3 separate regions of the Homo sapiens genome follow, and all the other regions are linked to region 2. A link is a loop called in an ENCODE intact Hi-C map of the cell type or tissue named here. Cell type or tissue: A673. All regions are shown on one strand.

What was found. A loop is a pair of places that touch in the nucleus more often than their neighbours do. Peaks named below come from ENCODE experiments on the same cell type or tissue, not always from the same donor. Only the 100,000 strongest peaks of a DNase experiment are listed, where the experiment ranks them.
Region 1: a loop joins it to region 2, with 3 times the contacts of the local background. A loop is called at or near these places in 13 of 110 quality-filtered maps.
Region 3: a loop joins it to region 2, with 6 times the contacts of the local background. A loop is called at or near these places in 36 of 110 quality-filtered maps.

Annotation. Positions count from the first base shown.
Region 1 is chr4:107,732,234-107,740,233 of GRCh38, forward strand. No RefSeq gene overlaps it. Among named protein-coding and RNA genes, the nearest start is that of PAPSS1, 16 kb to the left of the region's middle. RefSeq lists an enhancer at 1,838-2,368. In A673, CTCF peaks have their summits at 2,108 (motif pointing right) and 4,977 (motif pointing left); DNase peaks (open chromatin) are centred at 2,088 and 4,928.
Region 2 is chr4:107,178,669-107,186,668 of GRCh38, forward strand. No RefSeq gene overlaps it. Among named protein-coding and RNA genes, the nearest start is that of DKK2, 150 kb to the left of the region's middle. RefSeq lists a silencer at 4,464-4,758. In A673, a CTCF peak has its summit at 4,688 (motif pointing left); a DNase peak (open chromatin) is centred at 4,683; H3K27ac peaks cover 927 bases.
Region 3 is chr4:107,033,005-107,041,004 of GRCh38, forward strand. DKK2 (dickkopf Wnt signaling pathway inhibitor 2) reads right to left here and starts at 3,309. Exons shown (of 4, transcript NM_014421.3): 1 at 2,366-3,309. The coding sequence starts at 2,587. In A673, CTCF peaks have their summits at 1,435 (motif pointing left) and 4,302 (motif pointing right); DNase peaks (open chromatin) are centred at 1,447, 2,857, 3,347, 4,347 and 3 weaker places; H3K4me3 peaks cover 4,905 bases; H3K27ac peaks cover 4,955 bases.

The sequences.
Region 1 (8,000 bases), 550 kb after region 2:
ATCAGTGAAATGGCAAAGCCATAAATATTCAGGAACCAAAATTGGTTTCCTGAATATGGTAGCAGGAATGGGGGAAAATGGTTGATACATCTTTCAGAATGCAGAGCAAAAATCCCAAGAGATGGGAAATACAGCATAATTTTTTAGAAAAGAAAGAAAAGAACAGTCCAGGAAATCTAACATCCAAGTATTAGAAGTTCTACGAAGAAAAAAAAAAAAAACAGAGAAAACGCACAGAAGGAAATAACCATGGCAATTATTTAATGAAATTTCCTAGAACTGAAATGCCTCCCTGAATGCCTAACTCAACAGATAAAATCAAGCACGGAAAAAGCATAAAGCATAGCACCATGAAGTTTCAGAATACTGTTATACAATAGTTCGAAATTGTTTGGAAACCCTGCAAGCCTCTAAAGAGAAGAAGAGTTCATGAACAAAGAGTCAGGAATAAAAATGAATTAGAAGTTGTCAAGAAAAAGACTGCAAGTTAGAAGACAAATGGACCAATACCTTCAGAGCTCTGAAAGTATTTTCAGTTAGAAATTGGAATTGCTATATACGCTTTCTCAAGGAAATACTGGAGGATATGTTCTGTGGCAGGCCAATTCTCCCTGACAATCACACAGACAAGCCTGCATAGCACTTCAGTTACACAGACTAATTTCCACAGAGCTGCCTTAACATTGAGCAAATAGTTAAGCCTAGGGAAATCAGTGCCCAGACATCAGAGATAGAAGTGAAACATATGGTCAGTAGGAGCCTTCCATGGTCTTCTCCCTAACCTGGAGCAAACCAAAATAATAGAGACAGTCTTACATTCCCAGTGCCAGGACCCATATCTGAGACAAGTCAAGGTAACAGAGGCAGCTGTTTGAACAGATTCATTGGAGAGTCTAAGGCAGCTCTCCAGACAAGCTGTAAAGGACATAAGATAGAAATAATCACTCTGGTACCACAGTAGGCAGGCCTTGAAGGTACTGGGGCCCTTTTAATCAGACTTTTGCCTCTGACCTTCTAGTTGAAACAAAATTAGTTACCAATAGACTTAGGCAAATGCTATACTGCATGTAGGCACATAACTCCAACCTATATAAGCACCAAGAAAGTTGTAACACTTTGAATTGGTCTGGTGGAATTATCTCCAGCCTTCTCTCTGTATCCAGTTACAGCAATAAATTCCCTTCTTTCCAAGTTTGTCTGCTTCTCATTATTGGGCCTCGAGAAAACACAGCCAGATCCAGCTTGGTTCCAGGAACAAAAATTTTGTCGAGCCAGCCAGGAGGCCGCCAGGATGGTGGCTGCCTTTGATGCTGGCAGTTTGCAATGAGACAGTCGTGAGGAAACTCCCAGCAGCTGCTGGGTAAGATTGTCCTGGGGACTCTACTGAGGGCTGTCCCTTGGACAAAACCACACATCCTTTTCATCACCTGGGAAAGAACGGAAGTTTGGCAGAAGCAGATGTGCTCAAAGAGTGAGGAAAACCAGACCATATATTATTTCCTTATCTGGGCTATTAAGCCTTTTGTTCAGTACCATTAGGAAGATAATAGGTCTTTTTTGTACTCCCGTTTGCTGTTTGGTTTGCAGGCCTTTTTCACCTAGGTGCACTTCCTTCTGTGTCTATCTGACACTATCTCTCTGTCCGTGTCTATCTGAAACTATCTCTGTGTCTGTACCTATAGCCTTGCTGAATTTAAGATGGGGAATGCTGCTCCCTTCCCCCAGGGAGCCCTCTGGGAAAGATCCTGTTGGATTGGAAACAGTATGGGTACCCTCCCATTACTAAAAAGAAAATGATTCACTATTGTAATACGGTTTAGCCAACATATGTTTTGGGATCTGGGGAATGGTGGCCAATTTTTTGATCTTTAAGCTACTTTACTATCTATCAGAACAGTTTTGTCAGTGTCAGGGAAGACAGGCAGAAGAGCCTTATGTACAAGCGTTTATGTTACTGCATAATCAAGAGGTCAAAGGAAATAAGCTAATGGTGCAGCACTCAGACAAGGTTTGTCTCAAGTCCCAGGGAGAGGGAGAAAAGGAATTAGAGACTCAACAAGTGTTAAATGTACTTAACCCAGTAGGTGGCGACCCAGAGGGAGCCAATGCCCCGCCACTGGCTCAGAAGGGGGAAGGGCCTTCACCCCTGGAATAGGAGGAGGCTGCAAAAATAGTCTCTCCCTCCCATAATAGACAAGGCACTAATTTTGACTGGGGAGACACTGAGCCTGGAGCAGGGCAATTTTCCCTCCAACAATATCCTGTGGGAGTTCATTAGCAAGGAGCTCCGGCAGGATATTATTGGGCATATAGTCCTTTTCTATGTCTGATTTACTGAATTGGAAAAATTCCAATTCTTCCTACAGGGTGGATCCCCAGAAAATGACCGAATTGTTTACTGCTATCTTTGCTACCCATCGCCTTACATGGGCTGATGTGCAAGCCCTCCTAAACATCATGCTCACGGCAGATGAGAGAAGGCTAGTGTTAGAAGGCTAGTGTTAGAGGAGGCATAGTGCCTTCATGATGAAAGCCCCAATGATAGCCCAGACCTTAAAGAGGCAACTCCCTGAACTGACCTAAATTGGGATCCTAATGAGGCAGGTGGAGCTGGGATGAATCATCTGGAACACTATAGAAAGTGCATCCTAAAGGGCATTGGATCAAGGGTGCCAAGACCTGAAAGTCTGAGCAAAGTATAGGCACTTTAGCAGACACCTATTGAGGACCCCTCAGAATTTATGGAACAGATCTGTCAGACATATAGAAAGTATACAGAGTTAGACCCACAGGACCCTGAAAACATTAGAATGGTGAATATGACCTTTACAGGGCAAAGTGCCCCAGACATTAGGAAGAAACTACAAAAAGTGGAGGCGGCTGTTGGAATGAAGCTTCCCAATTAATCAACATTGCATTCAAGGTATATAATAGCAGGGAGGCCAAGGAAACCAAGGCACTTCAGCAGGCAGCTGTACTCCTGGCAGCTGCAGGAGGAAACCCGAGAAAAAAGGACCCCCAAGGCAGAAAGGGAAAATAGAAAAGGACCAGTACGCTTACTGTCAGGAAATAGGGCACTGGAAGAGAGACTGCCCCAAGTTAACTCAGAAGGAACCCAGGTCACTTATGGCTGTCAAGCCCAAAAATGAATCCGAGGAAGATTGAGGGTGCCCAAGACTCCCAGCAGCTCCAACTCTAACTGACATCAAAATTTCCCCAAAGGAGCCTTGGTTAAAGTTGATACTGGTGCTAGTTATTCAGTAGTTAATACACCAATAACTGAGCTTTCTGATACTTTCTGTCAGTATAGTCAGCGTAAGTGGGCAATTGAAATCAGAACAGTTCCTGCAACCCCTTTCATGTAAAGTGGGCAACAATTTGATAATTCACCAATTCGTTTATGTGCCAGACTGCCTGATACCTTTACTTAGCAGAGATTTACTATGCAAGTTAGAGACTCAGATCATCTTCCACCCAAGAGAAACGTCAGCTGTGTCTTCAAATGCCTCCAGAGCATGGACTGCAGCTGCAAGCACTGCTGGTGAGCACTGAGGCCCCACACCCTGAGGTAGAGGCAATTCCTCAAGAAGTCTTTGACAAGGTGAAGCCAGAGGTCTGGGCATGAGACCAACCTGAGAGGGAAATTAATGTGAGTCCAATAAAAAACAAACTGAAGGAAGGGCCCCAACCTATCCGGAAAAAAGCAATACCCCTTAAAGAAGGAAGTCTTGGAAGTTATCCAGCCAGCATTAATCTGGTTTTTGCAATATGGCTTAATAAGACCTTGTCAGTCCTCATACGATACTCCTTTCCTGCCATTAAAGAAGCCTCATTCCCATAAGTATAGGTTTGTGCAAGATCACAGAGCTATTAATGATACTGTGGAAGACATTCACCCCATCGTGGCTAACCCATACACTATGTTTGCTTCACTACCTAAGGATCACGAATGGTTTACAGTGCTAGACTTAAAGGATGCCTTCTTTTGCATACCAGTAGAAATAGAAAGCCAACTATTGTTTGCTTTCGAGTGGACAGACCCTGAGACAGCTGCACAGTTTCAATATTGCTGGACTGTGCTCCCTCAAGGGTTTAAAAACTCCCCAAGTATATTTGGAGAGGCTTTGATTCAAGACTTGAGAGGCTTACAATTAGAAAATGGGGTGCTACTTCAATATGTGGATGATTTATTAATTTCCAGCACCTCAAAACAAGAATGTCAAGAAAACACTGTAAAGACCCTAAACCACTTGGCAGCTTGTGAGTATAAAGTTTCAAGTAAGAAGGCCCAAATATGTAAGCAAACTATAGAATACTTAGGGTTTTTGTTACAAGAGCAGCTAGAGCCCTGACGGTGGAAAGGCTAAGTGCAATTGCCTCCATCGTGATGCCCACAACCAGGAAGCAACTAAAGGGCTTCCTAGGAATGGCAGGATTTTGTAAAATCTGGAGTCCCAATTATGGGTTAATAGTAAAGCAGCTATATCTAAAAGGAGCAGACCATGGGAAATCGAACACCAAATCACATTTGAGCAACTAAAGCATAAATTAATATCTGCTCTGGCTCCAGGACTGCCAAACCCACACAAACTTTTCCAACCTTATATGCATGAAAGACTAGGTCTAGCACTCTGGGTCTTAACACAAAAACTGGGAGAAATACTACAGCCTGTGGCCTATTTTTCAAAGCAGCTCCATACTGTGGCTAGGGGCTGGCCCCCTTGTCTTAGGGCAGTAGCCACGACCTGCTTGTTGCTCAAGGAAGCTGAGAAGCTGACTCTAGGTCAGCCCACCATGATTTCTGTGCCACACTAAGTCTTGGCGTTGTTAGAACAAAAGGTGGCTATTGGCTAACAGCGGGCAGATTGGGCCAATATCAGGCTATCCTGCTCGATGACCCTGCAGTGAAACTGCAGACCACTGGAACCTTAAACCCCACCACTTTGCTGCCACCTACTGGGGAATCAGAGGAACTAATACATGACTGCCCAGAAGTTATTGATCAAGTGTTTTCTAGTCCCCTAGATTTGAAGGACACAGCCCTCTCATGTGCAAACTGGACATTGTTCGCAAACAGGAAAAGTTTAGTCATTAATGGAAGAAGGAACGCTGCCTATGCTGTAGTGAGTCTCAGAGGGAATAGAGGCAAGAACTCTCCCAACAGGGACTTCTGCACAGAAAGCTCAGTCAATCGCCCTTACCAGAGCCTTGCAACTGTCCCAAAGTAAGAGTGCCAACATCTACACTGATTCCAAATATGCCTTCATAATAGTCCATGCACAGGGTGCTATCTGGAAAGAAAGGGGCCTACTGAAGGCTGACAATACTGAAATCAAATACGCAAAGCAAGTGTTAGAGCTACCAGAGGCAATAAAGGCCCCAAGAGAAATAGCTGTTATGCGTTGCCCAGGCCATCAGTGCAACAATTCTGAAGTAGCTAGGGGAAATGCTTTCTTAGATTGCACAGCCAGGCACCTAGCCAGCTCCAATGTTGAACTCCGGGTTCCTTTAATTCCCCAAATAGATTTGGCAGCCTTCAAACCTAGGTACAGTCTTGAGGACGAAAAGGCTACCAAGGACAAAGGGTTTATTCAGGATGAAAAATGACTGGAAATTGAATGACAAAGGCCTAATCTGGGTGTCAGAGATAAAATTTCTTTTATCCTATTCTTTCTGTTTACACCTAGTATTGTTTCTGCATCCACTGCTAACCTCCTTCTACAATGGGCACAGGACTATGCAGACAGCCTCCAGCATGATTCCTGTTAGGTCTGTGGCCTGTTACCCCTTTCTAGCACCACCGTGGTGGGTCTCACCTATGCAAGGGAAAGATTGGAGACATTTACAAGTCTTCCTGGATTTAAAACACTGGACCGGCTCACAAATGATGGGAGTGACTAAGGCAAATGTGTCAGAATGGCTGCACAACTTTCAATGACCCAGGACATGGGTCTTTCCTTCACCCAATACTAAAATATATTCATGATGGCACAACTTTTGGGCAAGATGCCTCATTAACTTTCATATAGAAGTATACGAAAAGGAATGAGGGCCCATTTAGAAAGTATAATCCTACGATGCCACTTTTGCACTAAAAATGAGCCCAACAACCATAATACAGGACAGCCTGGACAGCAAGGGAGAGGGAAACAACCACTAGAGAATTGGCAAATTGACTTTACTCAAATGCTACCTGCCCCAGGAGGGTACAAATATCTCCTAGTTCTGGTGGACACCTTCTCAGGCTGGGTAGAGGCATACCCATGCTGCTCTGAGTGGGCAATGGAGGTAGTTAAGGTACTGCTAAAGGAAATCATTCCTCGATATGGGTTTCCTGACATTATCCAGAGTGACAATGGACCTTCATTCACATAGGAAATCGCCCAACAAGTAAGAAAAGTGCTAGGGATAAAATGGAAGCTACACACAGCCTGGAGGCCTCAGTCCTCCAGACAAACTGAAAGAATAAATCATACCTTAAAAACAACCCTCGCCAAGCTATGTCAGGAAACACGGCTAAAGTGGCTTCAGTTGCTTGGGATTCCTCTGCTCCAGGTAAGAATAGCTCCCAGAAGTGGGATCAAATGAAGTCCCTGTGAAATCATTTTCAGGAGGCCTTTTGTAGCCAACTTGTCCCAGGTGGCTAGAATGTCTCCAGACAAGGAACTAGCTATTAAAACTTATGCCACTCACTTGGAACAAACTCTTAATCCCTTGCATAAATTTTCTTCTAACAGAAACGTCATAGACTCCGTGGAAGCCCACCACCCGTTCCAGTCTGGAGATCAAGTGCTGCAGAAAGAATGGAAGGAAGCTGGTCCTGCCCAACAACTACAAGAGAAATAGAAAGAGCCCTATGATGGGCTGTTGACTACCGACTCAGCACTGAAACTAGCAGGCATCAAACCTTGGGTTCATCATATGTGGGTAAAGAAATTCCAGTCGCCCAAGAACTCCACCACAGAAACACCTGTAGCCACTCAATGGGAGGCAGAGCCCCTAGAGGACCTAAAGTTTCTATTCAGAAAACGATAAGAATTTCTTTTATCCTATTCTTTCTCTTTATACCTAATATTGTTTCCGCACACACTGCTAACCTCTTTCTACAATGGGCACAGGACTATGCAGACAGCCTCCAGCAGGATTCCTGTTGGGTCTGTGGCCTGTTACCCCTTTCTAGCACCACAGTTTACTGTGGTGGGTCTCACCTATGCAAGGGAAATATTAGAGACATTTACAAGTCTTCCCGGATTTAAAACACTGGACTGGGTCACAAATGATGGGAGTGACTAGGGCAAATGTGTCAGAATGGCCCATAAACAACTTTAAATGACCCTTTAAATGACATGAAAAGCCATTCTTGATTAACATAACAAGAGACGAAGTTATAGCACTAGCTACTCCCTTGTTAGAACCAAAAGTGCCCATCCAAACTTTTAAACCCCAAAATGTTTGATACCAGAGTGGCTTTCTCCAAATTTGGGTTGGGCTCATATGGTTAACCACCTCTACTGGGCACTTGAGTCAACTAGCCCCCTTGTGTTGGGAACAATGAAACCACTCCCTTGACCACTGACCCAATGCCACATGGGTTATGGGATGGATTCTCCCAGATCGGTGCCAACATATTATAGCACTCCAGCAAAGGGATGTATTTGCCACAGATTGGTCTCAACGGCCCGGCCTAAAGATTGGGAGCAATGGCCCAGTATGCTCCCAACAGGACTCAATGGCTTTGTGGCACCAATTTGTGGCTGTGGCTCCCTGTGGGCTGGCTAGGACGCTGGACTCTAGGCCTCCCATAGCACAAGGTTGCTGGGTAAAAAAAAAAAAAAAAAAAAAAATCCAGCCTGTTGTCCACATATGATTAATAGGTGGACTAGGTCAGTCTTTCATTAGTATGATCATCTAGCTGCAATATTCATGCCCTCAGTAGGGCTAGGAACTGTCATATGGCACATAGAAGCCCTAGCTAACTTTACCAAAAGGGCTCTGAATGA
Region 2 (8,000 bases):
TGCGGAATTCTTCCAGGTCTATTTTCTCTGAGGAGTAGTGACCAAGAGAATATAGAATATTCCAGTTCTTATACAATCACAGGGTGATGTTTTCTGATTTGCTTCCAGTTTTCTCAATGAGAAACACAATTGGTTTAGTGCCTTGGGGAGGAGATTCACGTTATTCCAAAATCAATTTTGAGGTATAATTAACACCATAAGGCCATCAGTTCTGCACTTCTTTTTTTCTTTGAATAGATATCTTACACCTATATATACATTAAAAGTTCACCTGTCATTGTTTTACATTCATAACTGAGAATTCATCATTAAACGTATTCCCCATGAACTGAGTATCTCTTCTAGTCAAAATAGTGGTGTTAAATTCTGTTAGCGATTTTATTATTCAGATAATTTACTAACCTATATATAATTTAAAAGCATTCTTTAGAGGATGTCCCCATTACCATCTTCCAGTTAGGAAAGTGCTTATTTATGCTAACCATTTGTTCCCTGTCTTTAAGTGCTTAAACCACAATAAAAACATTTTTTCCCAATGCCATGTTAATTATTAAAAAAAGTTTCCTCTGACATTTTGTCTTACATGTAATAGTTTATTATTACGGTGTGTATTAAAGTAATCTGACCATGTATTACAGATTCCAACAACTTGTTATGCATCCTACTGAAAGTCATTTTTATACTTTCATACTGAAAGAACTTAAATTCAAAGGACTCAAACTGAGAGATTTTCACTAGTCCCTTACAGTTGCTTATTAGAAAGCCTTTTCCCTCATAACACAGTGTATTCTGAATCTCCGTGATTCTGGAATGAATTACAGTATATTTGGAGGACATTCCTTCTTAATCCTCTTCTTACAGCTGCCTTTTTCTGTTTTATTTTTTCCTTTGGTTTGTTTATATTTTTTCTAAATGATTAAGTATGAAAATTATCCATGATTTACAAAAGACAAAGATGTAAGTATCCATGTGATTATAGATACAGGAAAATAATCAGAATATATTTTTAAGTGAATATACCACAAAATTCCATCAAATCTATGATCGAAATAATTGTAACTCACCTTGTGGCAAGAAAGGAAAGGTCTCAGTTCTATATTTTACTCTTTAAAATTTGAGAAGAGATGCTTGTATTTTTTTAAAAAGTGAACGTTGATCCTTACAGAGCAATTTAAACAAAAATTAACCTCACATGTAACATTAGACCTAAATTTAAAACCAAAAACTATAAAATTTCTGGTAAAACATGAGAAAATCTTTTTGAACTACAATTAGGTGAAGATTTCTTAGGAAACAATACAGGAGAAAACACAAAAGAAAGAACCGATTTTGGACTTCATTAAAATTTAAAACTTCAAAATATACTGTTAAGAAAATTAAAAGACAAGCCTTGGGTTGTGATAAAATACTTGTAAGACACGTATCTGGAAAAGGACTTGTACCTAGAATACATATGAGGATGATTACAACTCAATAATAAGAAAACAACACAACTTTTTTAAATGGGAAAAACATTTTAACAGATACTTCATCAAAGAAATAAGTACATAAAAAGATGCTCACCTCCAATATTTATTAGGGAAATTCAAATTATAATCACAATTAGATATCACTGCTCTCCAGAATGGCTGAGATTTCAAAACACTTATCATACCATATGGTGACTTGGATGTAGGGCACTCTCATACACTGTTAAGGGAAATGCAAAATCATACAGCCACTTTGGAGAACCGTGTGTCAGTTTCTTCTAAAGTCACATATATCTAACTTATCATGTGTTTTAGGATTCTCATTCCTAGGTATTTACTCAAAAGAAATAAAATTATATGCTTCAACAAAGACCTGTGCATAGATATTGTATTAGTCTGCTCAGACTGTTATAACAAAATACCATAGACTGGCCAGCTTAAACAGTAGAATTTTATTTCTAAGAGTTCTGGAGCCTGAGAGCTTCAAGATCAAGGGGCAGGCAAGGTAAGTTTCATTATGAGGCCTCTTCTTTTGCCTTGTAGTTGGCTATCTTCTCAATATGTACTCACATGGTAAAGAGAGAAAGCAAGCTATTGGGTGTCTCTTCCTATAGGGACACTAATCCCATTGTGATGACCCCACCCACAGGACCTCATATAAACTTAATTACCTCCTTAAGGCTCCATTTCCAAAGACCATCGCTTTAGAGATTGGGGCTTCAACATATAAATTTTGGAGATATATAAACATTGAGTCCACAACAGATAATGTATAATAACTCTGTTAAAATAGCCAACAAATGGAAACAACTCAAATATTATTAATTACTGAATGAACAAATTGTGGCATATCTATACAATAAAAGACTGCTTAGCAATAAAAAGAAGTAAATTATTGATACATGCAAAAACATGGGTGAATCTCAAAAAAATAAGCCAGATCCAAAAGGCAACACAGTATGTGATTATATTTACATGACATAGAAAAGTCAAAACTATATTCAGGAATTCAATTGGTAGTTGCTAGGGGACAGGTGTAGAAGAAGGAAACTGACTACAAAGGAGAACAAGGAAACTTTTAGGGGTGAGGAAAATATTCAATTTTTTATTGTGGTAGCAAACAGAGTATACATGACTGAATACATTTATCAAAACCCATCAAACTGTACACTTTAAACTGTGAATTTTACTGTATGTAAAGTATACTTCAACAAACCTGACTTCAGTTCGGAAACCAAAAAGAGAATATGAAAAATTGAAAAGAGTAACAAGAAGCCTAGGAATAACCCCCACAGCCCTAAACCACTCCAGAAAGGCAGATTGGGTAGCATTAGTCCTGAGAGGGTTACTGACTCATTCAACATTCACGTGCCATTTAATCTGTAGTTGTTGGTCATATACAAATGCATGGCCCAATCTCTCAAGAAGCTCAGTGCCTAGTGGAGTAGAATCGCTATATCAGTGCACCCAGAATTCTACAGAAGTGTAAAGTATGATAACAAAAATAACATGCTTGTCTAACATTTCACCTTCCAAAGCTTCCCTCCCCATATTTTGGATGAGGAAAAATCACTGCAATTTAATATTCAAAGATGCTATGGACTGAACTGTGTCCCCCTCAAATTCATATGCTGAAGCCCTTACCTCCAATGTGATGGTATTTGGAAACGGGTCCTTGGGAGGTAAAGTTCAGATGAGGTCATGAAGGAGAGACTGTCATGATGAAATTATGTGTCCCTATTAGAAGGTGTCCCTATTAGAAGTTGTCCCTATTAGAAGGGACACCAGATAGTTTGTTTCCTCTGTTTCTCTCTTCACCATGTGAGCACACAGCAAGAAGAAACCTCAGAATGAAAGCTACCTTGCTGGTACCTTGATCTTAAACTTTCCAGCCTCCAGAGCTGTGAGAAATAAATTTCTGTTGGTTAAGCTACCCAATCTATGCTACAAGGGCCCTCAGCTTTCAGAGTTTCAGTTAACAGTAAGGAGACTTGGAGAGGCACTATAATGATCAAACACCCTAACTCAATGCCAGATCTTCTGTAACTAACACTAAACTACACTAACAAATATATTGGAGTCAGGTCACTTTCTCATTAGAATAGCAGGTTAAAATAGTAAAAATTATAAGTCATGAAATCCTGAACATATTTGATGCAAAGATGTCTGGAAGGGGAAAGAGAGTTGGTAAGAGGGAAGGGAAGAGGGCAGCAACTTTACTATGAATACCACATAAGGCAACCTAACACTTAGGGAAAAAAACATGGGCTTTGGAGAAGAGCCGACGTAGATTCAAATCCTAGCCCTTTCCCTCATAAGCTGTGTGTGATCTTGAGCAAGTTATTTAAACTCTGAAGCTGAGTCTCCTCATCAGTAAAATGGAGATAATAAGCAATTCCTACTTCAGGGGTTGCCGTGAGCATTAAATGAGATACTATATACAAGAAATACTTTACATACAGTAGGTGTTCAACAAATGTTAACAGCCTTACCTCTATAGTGAAGGCTGAACCAAGGCTGAACTTAGAAAGCCAGCTCACTGAAGTACAACTAAACAGCCAAGTGAGCTCTATCAAATAAATATAAACTGGAATCCATTTCTCAGCAGGACCTCATTCAGATAATATTTAAAATAAGTGAATTATTGAAGCTTAAAATCAAAACACAGTCCCTGTCATATTATGTGCAAATAATAAATATTTGTAGTAAAAAGAACTATAGCTAAATGATTTGATTTAAGAGGACTAATGCCTGATGATAGAATGAGAAGCCTCTGTACCAGAAAAGTGAAGAAATGTTTTAAGTTAGGTAAGAATAGAAGAACCTTATCAAAGTACCTCAAATACCACCACCTTATTCTCTACCTTTACTCACCCTACTTATTGATTGATGCCGATTATAACATTTTGAAAAAGGAGAAAGTGGGAAAACCTAAAGACCACTGAGATATTCTATAGAGCAAAAACTTGTTAATTTCTGAAACAGTTGATCTATATAACCAGGAATGGAAATAATACTAAATAATACTTGAAAATATAATTATCATTTTGAATTATTCCTAATAGAGCCTGCATAGAATACACAATCCATAATGACCCAGAGTCCATTAGTCTCAACTAACAGCACAAAGAAATTTCAAATACTCTTTTAACGCTGGTCTTCAGGAGTCCAAAGGCCGTTGTATTAGATTCACTCTGTGAATGGTAAGCACTGACCTCTAGTGGCAAGCATGATTAATCACAGCTCTGTCCTTCAGTGACCCCAGGGAAAACACCCACACCAAGGTAGAGGCTTCCTTACGGAATACAGTTTTGGAGGCTGGCAATGTCAAATGAGATCAAATTTATACCTCTTTAAAAAAAAACCATGAGCACTTCTCCTACCTCCTGATGGAAATCCCAAAGGGGTGATGTGTTGAGTTTGATAGAAATACTCTAAGAAACTGAGAATAAAGACTCTGGCCTTTCTAATATTTAGAATTTGGATGTATGACCTCATGAGCCCACCACACAGACATGAAAAGCAGTGGAGACTCAATGATCATACATATGCCTCTGTTTACTCCTTTATAATATTCCATGAGGAGCTTCTAAAGACACTGGTCAATTAAAAACAGGGCTAGAAACTCCTCTATGCAGAAAAATGATTGACTTTTGGGAAAGTACAGAAAAAACAAAAGACAGTATCCACCCTCAAGTACATCAGAAATTAATAGAGCAGAGAGGATGCAAGTTAATTTGTTTTTCTACCTCTGTAGAAGAATCAAACACTCAAGCAATGGCAAATTTAAAAATACGGGGAAGGAGACAAAAAGCAGAAGAGATACATCAAGTGACTATAAATTTATGGGTTTTAATTTTCTTAAAAAAAGGGGGTAGAAGTGATCTTAAAGATAAATTATGTATTCCAATTCTATCATTTATAAAGAGAGGGATTGAGGTCCCAAATCAAAAAGCAGAAAACCGAAATTCAAAACCCCACATCAGACCACATGACCTACCTTTAAGAACTAAACTTTTGTTCAATTTGGACTTTGAAAGAAATCTGGAATATAAAATAGATTATTTGAAAGGAAACTTTTTCTCCTCTAGCTACACTTGGAGATAAGCTCAATGAATGAAATACGCATTTACCATTGCCTAATGCAAATGGATAAAGAATGAAGGTGATACTGGATAATTTGGTATGCTTTTATTTCATCTTGTACGTTAAGTTCAATTTTATACCTCCAAAATGATTCCAAATATATCTCATTTAAGGTACAATATTCTGTCTTTCATTTTTCTTTTGCATATAAATATCAGCCAAATTCAAATTACTTCTAGTAGATATTTCCCCTTCTCTTTTTCTTTCCCTCATTAACAACATTTGCTTCTCTGTTTTCACTCCAGGCAGCAAAGCTGAATAGATTGTTTAATACTATTTTCCTAGAACATCTAAAAGTAAGAAAGAAGAGAGTAGAAATCTGTGGAAAAATCTTTTCTTCAAGATTTCCATGTAGGGGTTTCAGATTGTTTGGATGAGTTTCAAATAAACATCCCTCTTCTTAGTGTAGTTTGATGCATATTTTTAGCCTCCAGAGGGGAACACTGATCTGCTAAAATTGTCATATTTCAGCTAAATTATAATTTGCTAATCCCTTAAGGCTACCGGACAGGCTCCATGTCTATTCAGACAGGCTTTAATATAAATAATGTTTTAAACAAAGTTGATAAAAGTTTATTTTGGGAAAAGTAAAATGGCATAGAGTAGAGGTATGACTCATCCAATACTCCCCTTCTACTTCATGATGTAGGAATAAAATACATTATACTATGTAATAAACTCTGTTGTTAAACATATATTTAGGGGCTAAATTCAGGGATAATTTATTATGAGTAATAAAAGGTTACCATATAGACACAAAAGAACTTTTATTTTTAAAGATATAGAAAATTGTGAATACAACTCTCTCTATATAACACACACTATTATAAATGCATAATAAAAAACCCTACTGAACATAATTTATTCATTTTTGATGACTGATTCGGATTTTGCCATGTTTCAGTATTACTCTGTGAATATCAATTACCATTGGACATGGACTCAAATGTTGGTTTAAACAGGTATTATTAACATAATATTAGACAAATAACCATCAGACTTGATAAGTTTAGCTCCCACTGGGAAGAGAGTTTTACTTGTGATTCTATCACTCAAAGTAGCACAGGATGAAGCAGGATGTTAAACTTGGCTTTGCAAGAGAGCCTAAAACCACACAGCAACTTCTGCACAAAAACTTTGTGAATGAAATGTTCACATTTTTTACTATGAGAATTTTCCTTGTTTTGACACTCATTTCACTTCTAGAAATCTCCCCTAAGAACATTATCCTGCAAACAAATATGTATGAAGATAATCATTTCAACATTATTTAAAATGCCAAAATAATTGGATGAAGCTAAATGTTCAACATGAGGAACCGTTAAATTCAATAGTGTATAGTTGTATGATGAACTCTTCTATGCCATTACAGATTATGTTCCATGAAGTTTAAAAAACATGAGAAAAGACTCATATCAAACCGCAATGAGATACCATCTCACACCAGTCAGAATGACTATGATTAAAAATACAAAAAATAACAGACGTTGGCAAGGTTGCACAGAAAAGGGAATGCTTATATATCATTGGTGGGAAAGTAAATTAACTCAGCCATAGTGGAAAGCAGTTTGGAGGTTTCTCAAAGAACTTAAAACAGAACTATTATTCAACCCAGCAATCTCATTACTGGGTATATTCCTAAAGGATAAATTGTTCTACCAAAAAGACACAGGCACTTGTATGTTCATCACAGCACTATTCACAACAGCAAAGTCATGGAGTCAACCTAGATGCCCATCAATGGTGGATTGGAAAAAGAAAATGTGGTACCTGTACATCATGGAATACTAAGCAGCCATTAAAAAGAATGAAATTATGTCTTTTGCATCCACATGGATGCAGCTGGAGGTGATAATCCTAAGTGAAATAACACAGGAACAGAAAACCAAATACCACATGTTCCCACTTATAAGTGGGAGCTAAGCATTGAGTACACATGTGTAATGATGTGGTTTGGATTTGTGTCCTTGCTCAAATCTCAAGTTCAGCTGTAATCCCCAATGATGGAGATGAGGGCTGCTGGGAGGTGATTAAATCCTAGGAGTGGTTTCTCACGAATGGTTTATCACCATCCCCCTCTGTACTATCCTCATGATAGCGAGCGAGTTCTCATAATATATGGTTGCTTTAAAGTGTATAGCACCTTCCCCACTCTCTCTTGCTCCTGCTCCAGCCATGTAAGATGTGCCTGCTTCCCATTCACCTTCCCCCATGATCATAAGTTTCCTGAGGCTTCCCTGGAAGCTTAGAAGATGCCAGCATCATGCTTACTACACAGCCTGCAGAGCTATGAGCCAATTAAATCTCTTTTCTTCATAAATTACCCAATCTCAGGCATTTCTTTATAGCAGTGCAAGAATGGACTAGTACATATGTAAAGGTGAG
Region 3 (8,000 bases), 150 kb before region 2:
AGTATCCAAAGAATTATTCTTTTCACTTCAAAGAGAAAATATTTTACTATTTGTTTCTTCATAACAGTACATACTTTAGATCATTCGTTAAAGAAGAATACACAAAATAAAATTTTCACATTTGCCAGCTAGCCTCCTGCTATTCAACCCAGTATTTTATTTTGTTTTACCTTCATCTTGAATATGTTAACAATTTTTTTCACAAGCCTAATGTCAAATTTTAACAATCTAGGATTCCAGTTAAGTAAATATAATAAAATATATTCCATAGAACTGCTATGTTATGAAAGGCATATAAGAAATTCAACTCATTTGTGAAATAAATAAATAAATTCTCAATTTAAGGCGATGTAAGTAGACTTCCAAACTCTTTAAGAAGCATAATTAAGTAGCTATTTGGAGAGGTAGCACCACAAAAACATATTTTATACCGATTTATATACAGATACAGTATTAAAACATAAAGAAGAAGCTAGGTTCTGGGATGCATCCCTCAGTCTCCCCTGTGTAACGCTAAGGCTAATGAAACGACGCATGTAACTGATTTTCTGACAGAGGAACATCAGGTATGTTGGCCCAATAGTGGAACAGAAACAAAAAGCGCTTTACAAAAATTCCCAGAAAATACATAGATTAGAATGGAAAGGAACCTCAGGACTATTGAGGTTTCCTTCCCTGTGTCCTTGGGGGAACTACACATTAAGCTTTCTTCAACTGGGAACATGAAATTTGAAGTCAGTAGCATTAGAGGAGTCATGATTTGGATTGAGAGCACCCATTCTTTCTAATCCCTGTTCCATTTCATGACAGACTTCTAAGAAACTGTTAGGACCATTGCTATTGAAAATCCTGGGGTGACTCGCAGGAGAGAAAAAGCGAAGGAAAGTGGTCACATAAGCGCGTAGGCATGTGCACGTGTGTGAGGATGTGCAACGGTTATGTTTGCCTGAACGTATATGTACTTTCTTATTTTTCCTGAGACCTTAAAAAAAATCTGATTGCTGATTTTGTAATCCCTTGAAAGGATAGCTGAAACGGTTCACACTTCAAAGCTCTGGGAAGAGTTCTGGAACTGCAAAACTAGCAAAACTGCAAAATTGTCCCCGTGAGAGGGCAGTAGGGGGCCAAGCCCGGGTCTTGTCTCTCTGTCCATCCCAGAATGGCTCGGCCCTCTCAACCAACCTTCAGCCGGCTGGCTGCGCTGTGGACAGGGGCGGCGGAGGACACCGAGAGCGCGCAAAACAGCAGCATCAGTCGGTTCCAAGGAAACTCGGATCTCTGGGGCGTGGGCCGCTGCCAGGGGTTGACACTTGTGTTGTGCGAGGTGCGTGTGCCATTGGTAAAATGGCTTTCTCAGTTTTGGCTTCCCACAAAAGGAGCGGAAGGGGGAGCTGTCATGATTCCCAGTGCCCACAGAGCCCCCTCTCCTGGCCACAGCGCGCCAGCCACAACTGGTACCGAGTGTGCGCGCTCGTCTCTGTGCGTGTCTATTTGTATAACAGTTTGCAAGTGGCTTTCAATCTATCTGTCTGTATGACAGAGACAGAGGCGCCTGCGGAAAGTTCCCTCTCTCAAAAACGCCTTCAGTGTCCTGCTGTATCGCTGGCGCCTACGACGCTGTCATTGTCATCTCATCATTTTGCTTCCTTCCGGGTGATTTATGTACAATTCTGCGTGAGTGAGAAATGCGCGTCTACTGGAGTTGTTTTGTCTGTGACCTTACTTCTTTGAAGAGAGTAAGTGGTTGGAAGGGAAGGAGACCCTGAAAAGGAGTAATGTCCCCTCCAGATTGTAAAATATAATGGTTAAACGCCCAGTATCTCAATGTCTAGACTGAAATCCCTCTCTGCCACTTATACTAGCTGTGTGCCTTGGGCAAATCGTTAATCAATCCGTGCCTCAATTACTTCATTAGCAGAATGGGAAAGCAACAGCATCTAGCTCACAGAGTTGTGAAGATTAAATGAGTGAATATGTAAAACGCTTAGAACTGTGCCTGGCACGTTATTAGGTGCTATAGGTTAAATGCTATTAACATCTTCATCAGTTGCATCACAGTGTTAAATGGAAGGACCATCCTGACCACTTTCTCCACAGGAAAGCACTAGATCTTGATATGTGCCCACGCCCCAGAGCAAAGGCGAGACAGAATCCTAACCCTTTGACTCCGTGCAGTGCAGGACCAGCAGCCACCCAGACACCCCCCGCCCACGCAGACCCTGTTCGGTGAATCCCTCCCCAGCCGCCTGTTCTCTGTATCTGGGGCCACGCTCCGAATGTTGCAAGATGCAATGGCAAACCGCTAGCCCAAGAGAGCTGGCCCCTGCCTCTTCTGTCTGAAGAATGTGTTTGGGGGTTTTCCTACCTGCCCCAGGTTTTTGCCCTTCTTACTGCCGCCGAATGCCAGTCCTTGGTACATGCCCGCAGATCGATTGGCGGCCTGACCAGGCGTCTCCCCGCCCAGAGAGGACTTGATGGAGTTGAGTTTGGCCCGCGAACTGCCGATCTGTGAGCTCTCCACCATCAGCACCGCGGCCAGTAGGAGCAGGCAGCAGGACGAATCCTTGCTCCGCATCAACGCGGCCATCTCCCGGCGAGGGGGTCCCCAGGAAGACGCAAAGCCCGGAGGGGTGGGAATGCAAAGGGAGGGAGGACCCCAACACGGGGCCCCTCACTTGGGTCGCGGGGGCTTGCAGATTGTGTTCCCTCAACCCTTCCTGGTTCGGGGACCCAGGACCCTATGAACTCAGTCTCACGCCTCAGGACAGAAATTAGCGGAACCCAAGCGAGACCCGCTTCTCCACCAGGACAGGAAGTTCTGCAATAACTGGAAGCAATCAAATGCGAGGCGCTTTCTCGCCAAGGAGGCGTGACCCAAGGTGCAAGAAAACCCAGCCCTGTGGATCGCACCGCTTCCGTTCCTTCTTGCCCCGCACCTCCTTGGTCCCGCCGGGATCTCGGCGGTTTAACTCTCCTCTTAATTGATCAGGAGGCCCGCATCAGCTCCTTCTCCTTCAACTCAGTTGCTTTTCTCTCCTCTCTTTTCCTATCCTTTATGTGTCAAACTTTGCAGGACACAGTGCTCCTTTTCAAAGTTAGCAGGCGCTTTAGTAGGGGATCAGGAGACGTCCCCGGACCGAATCCTCGAGATCTGAAGAGAATCGAGGTCCCCCACACGCGCACTCACAGTTGCCCCGAAGCGTTGTCCCCTGACTCACAAGAGACAGCGAATCGCTGCCAGCGCAGCGATGCCTAGGGAGCGGACTTGCGCTACGCTCGCCGCGGGCTCCCGCTTTCTCTCTCTCTGCTCTCTCCCCAGTCCTCTTTGCTTTTTATAGCTTCCCACAGTGAGGACTTTTTTTTTTTTTTTACCTCCGCCCCCAATTCAAGAGTGACAAAGAGTGAAAATTTTTCTCTCACTCCCCACCGCTTCCGCCCCCCTCCTCTCTGCGTGCTGCTTCTGCTTCTGCGGCTTTCACTCCAGCTTTTCCTCCTCCTCATCCTCCCGCTCTGTCTCCACCCACAACTACTGGAAAAGGGGGATCTAGCTTTTCCATGAGGTGAATGGAACATAGGGGCTCCTAATTCCTGACAACAACTCCAGCGGTTGGAGGGGTCTTTGGAAACTGGCAGAGACCAAAGGTGGAAACGGAGTGGGGCAAGCTGACACCACTTGATCGCTGCCACCCTTTCTTAGATCTTCCCACCCATCTTCAGCCCCTGACTCCGCGAGGAGAGCTGGAAAAGCCCTATGGAAGCTTTAGAGAAGTGAGCATCTGCGCATCTGCTCATTAGTATTGTGTTCTTTGTGAGCTCACGTTTGGTTTTAGACTGTGCCTCCCAGGGAGTGTGTGAAGCTGGAGCCACATAGGTGCGCCAGGGGGTGGCCAATGATCCGGATAGAGGGTCTGGAAGGAAAGGGGCAGACCAAAGAGGGGAAAAGATGAGCCTGTTCGATTTGGGTCTTTTTAGTCTCCTCCTTCGGAACCCCGGGCCCCGCCGCACTCGTAGAATATGTCTATGTCTCTGAGGGACTGGGAAGAAGGGGATGCTCTGGGTACGCTCCAAGGGTTTGGACCTCACAGCTCGAATGAGCATCTTTACCATGCCAGGCAACTGCTCTTTTTGCGAATAGGAAATCCCAGATAGGAATGAACGGGGGCAGGGAGCCTTTGAGATCCTGTCTTCCTTGGCTTCCTGCCTTCTAGCCCCAGTGAATTACAAGAGAAGCCATTCCTGTCAGCCCCCGGGTCTCTCCAGGTCCAATTCCCTTCGGCCGAAGGTCGAAGGCTGCTCCGGGAACGACTGGGACGCGCTGGCGCTTGGGGGCGCCAGTGGCAGCCGTTCAGCGAGCCACGGAATTGCTGCAGGAGACAAGCGCTGAGTTCGGTGATGTCTGGTGGCCAAGTGCGAGACTTTCCAAGCAAAGCAAGGGATTGTTCGAAAGTTATTGCATTTCTGCTTCGCAGACACTAATGTCCAGGAGCAGAGAAATCCAAGCATTGAGCCACAACTTGAAGTTAGAAGGCAGCTAGCCGCCAGGGGAGGATACAAGCAGCATCCTCTTCAGAATTTTTGGACCTAGATTTCACAGCTTTCACACCTGATCCTGGCGCATGTCCATGAGTACGAATTAAACTTGTCGCTAAGTGAGAACGTTGGTGACTCTTATTTTCCCCCAAAACAACGCAGAGTTCTAAAGTGTGGATTTAGAGCTATTTTCTCCCAGACAGCTCCAGTTTTGCAAATTTCTCAGTCCTGACCTATGAGTCTGTCTGCCCTGAAATTCTTCATTTTCAGATTTTTTTTTTAATACACAAGGAAACGGGGATTAAAATATGCACCCTCTGGCATGTGTTCTTATCTTTTGAATTTCCTTTCTTTAAGGTAGAGATTTTTCACATTTTAGTGTGTGGGGTTTTTTTTCCACTTTTTAAAAATATGCCAGGAATAACAATATGGGTGACCCCTGAAGGACATCATACTAAGTGAACTCGACCAATCACAGAAAGACAAATCCACTTATAGGAGGTACCTAAAATAGTTAAATGCATAGAATCAAAGGTTGGAATGATGGTTACCAGGAATTGGAAGGAGAGGAGAATGGGGAGTTACTATATCAATGATCATAAAGTTTCAGTTAACTAAGATGAATAAACTCTAGAGATTTGTCATATGGTATTGTACCTATAGCCAACAATAATGCATTGTATTTTTAAAAACTTATTGAGAAGGTAGATCTCATGCTATATAGATATAAATTTTATATGTGTGTGACTTTATATACATGTATAATATATATATGTATTTATACATATAACATGATTGTAGTAAGAACATTTAACATCTATATATGCCCAGTAATAAATTTGTAAGTTTATAAAGTTAAGTGAGGCATTCTAGGCACTAATAAAAGGCAAGGAAATGGGTCGTTACTCTATAAATAAGTACTTAACGATTCCAAGCTTAGACTTTACAGAAGAGTATATCTTTTGCCTTCATTCTGATTTGCCAATCAGAAAGCATGACAGAAATTGAGAAACTTAAGTTAGGAGTATACTGGTTTAAATATTTTTGAAAAGTAGCTTAGAGCAAAAGGAAAAGATAGAAGCTAAACATGTAGGCAACAGATCACTCTACATTCACTTGGAAGGGTGTAGACTTTGACCATATGTTGAAGAACAAACCCAAATGAACCATGAGAAAATGTGAAGATGCTTTGCCTATTTCTGTCACTTCCTTCTTTCTTTACCTCTAAATAAAATAATATCCCACATACACAGGCCTAACTTTACTCACATGTACTGCTAAACAGAAAACATATATCAAGCACAACACATTTACTCTCAGCTCTGAGTACCATCCTAAACACATTATCTCAGAGGCTTATTCAAACCCCGCAAGTTCCAAAAGCAATTTTTTACAAATACAGTTAAATTAAAAGTCGACATAAAATCTACTTACACAAACATTCTTCCATATAGAACAAAATCAGACATATAGAATCAAAAGCTAAAACATACACAATTACGCCTTAGGCTAAAAAGCAGTCAAAAACTAATTTCATTCATGACCCAAATGCTTTGTGTAAATTTTTTTTGACAGACAGAAACAAACATACATGACCCATATGTTGACAAGTAGATATGCACACACAAAATCAACTAACTGTAAATAAACATAATCCTGTGGATTACTGTCATGGCCCCATATGTGTTTTTCCTGTGTGTGTTTTCCTAAGTGTAAAGACAAAAGCTTCATATTTTACTTGGGAAAGTAGATTTTTATGCCATTTGCAATAATATAATTAGAGAGTAGATATTTAAAAACAAGACTGTACAAAAGCAGGATGTACAACCTTCCTGTCCAGAAGAAAGTGCCTTAATGGACATTTTTTCCTTTGGCCATACATTCCCTCTTATCTTTGCTCCTCTAGCTGTGGGGCCATTTTGGTTCCATAGAAAAGCCACTACTTTCTCAGCAGTTGTTTCTGGATCCTGGATTCCTTCTGAATACTTAATCCCAAAGGTAAGTTAAGTATATAACTTGTTACCTTAGTCTTGTTTACTGAAGCTTACTAATTTTCATCCCATTACCTCTCTCCCTGCATTAGTGAATATTTCCTACAATAGCCTTTTTAGCAGTTGTTCATGCATTCCCCGTACGTGAAGCAAGTATGGGGCCCTGAGGACACAGAGGTGAATGAATGGGGGTCTTGCCTCTAAAGGGGCTTGGAGCTCTGTAGACACCTTAATATACTAAAATCTGCTCCTAGCCCCTCTCAGAAGTTGCTGCTGTGAGCCTTTATTCTCATCCACTGCTGAATTATGCCAGTCTCAGAGTTCAATCTGTCACAGGATAGCTGCAACTTGAATTCAAGCCAAGCTGGCTTGAATTCATGTGACTATGGGAATATAAGTGATCAGATATGTCCCCCAGAGTTCTTTTTTTCCTTCAGAATTAAATGCACATTTTAATGGTGTACATAGAGACAATACTTCTACATTTGTCGTTGAACCCAAAGAAATGACCCTAGTGATGGTCATGTTAGGTCAATAAGAACAGAATAGCAAACCTGGGAAGTAAGATTGTCTTTGGTAGGTCCCACAGGACCGCAAAGCATCTTGCACACACAGAATAGACATGAAAATCTTTAATGTATGGTTGAAACTTGATGGATGTTAAGGATCTGAAAAATAAGGTTATATGGGTTTTCCCTCTCCATAGTAAACCAAGCTACCTGGCTCTGTAGCCTAGTAATACTCATACTTTGAGAGTTTTATGTTTCTCCTCTGCCTAAGAACAACAGTCTTATGTGTTGCTGCAAATTAATTCTAAATACCTGGTAACAAATGTAAGCTTGCATTGATATTGTGAAAATTTTTTGTGTTTCTTGATGGGAATAATTTTCATACCAGATATGAAAAAATTGCATCTCCTATTTGATCCCTGCATTAGTTTCAGTTGTTGATGCTATCTTGATAAGGTCTCATGGACAACAGGACCAGCTAATAAAAAAGATCTCATCACCTACATTTGATTCACTAGCTATGCTTACAAAAACATGCACAAGTGAAATGGGTCAGAAGATTTCACAGTAAATCAATCTGAAACAATTGCTCAGCCAACGGCTTCTTTTTCGAACCTTAACGAGTTAGTCATCTTATCCATACTTCACCTGCCACTTAAATGAAAGAGGATTACTGAACAGATATTACCCCTTGAGCCTGAACCCAAACAATAAAAAAAATGCAAATAACATAATCTGAAACTCAGGCAGATAAAAACTTCTGCTGAGCCTTGTGCATATATGTGACCATAGATGGAGGTGGAATTAGAAAAAGTCATCAAATGTTTAATAAGAAACATTTTCCTTTACGATATAAAATTTTTGTTAGTTCTGTACAATGCATATCCTTTTTGGTAAGTTCTCACTGCTGAGTTCTGGCAGGTTTTTTCAAGATTCAGCTTTTGAATCAGTACTAAAGTACCAAGTAATA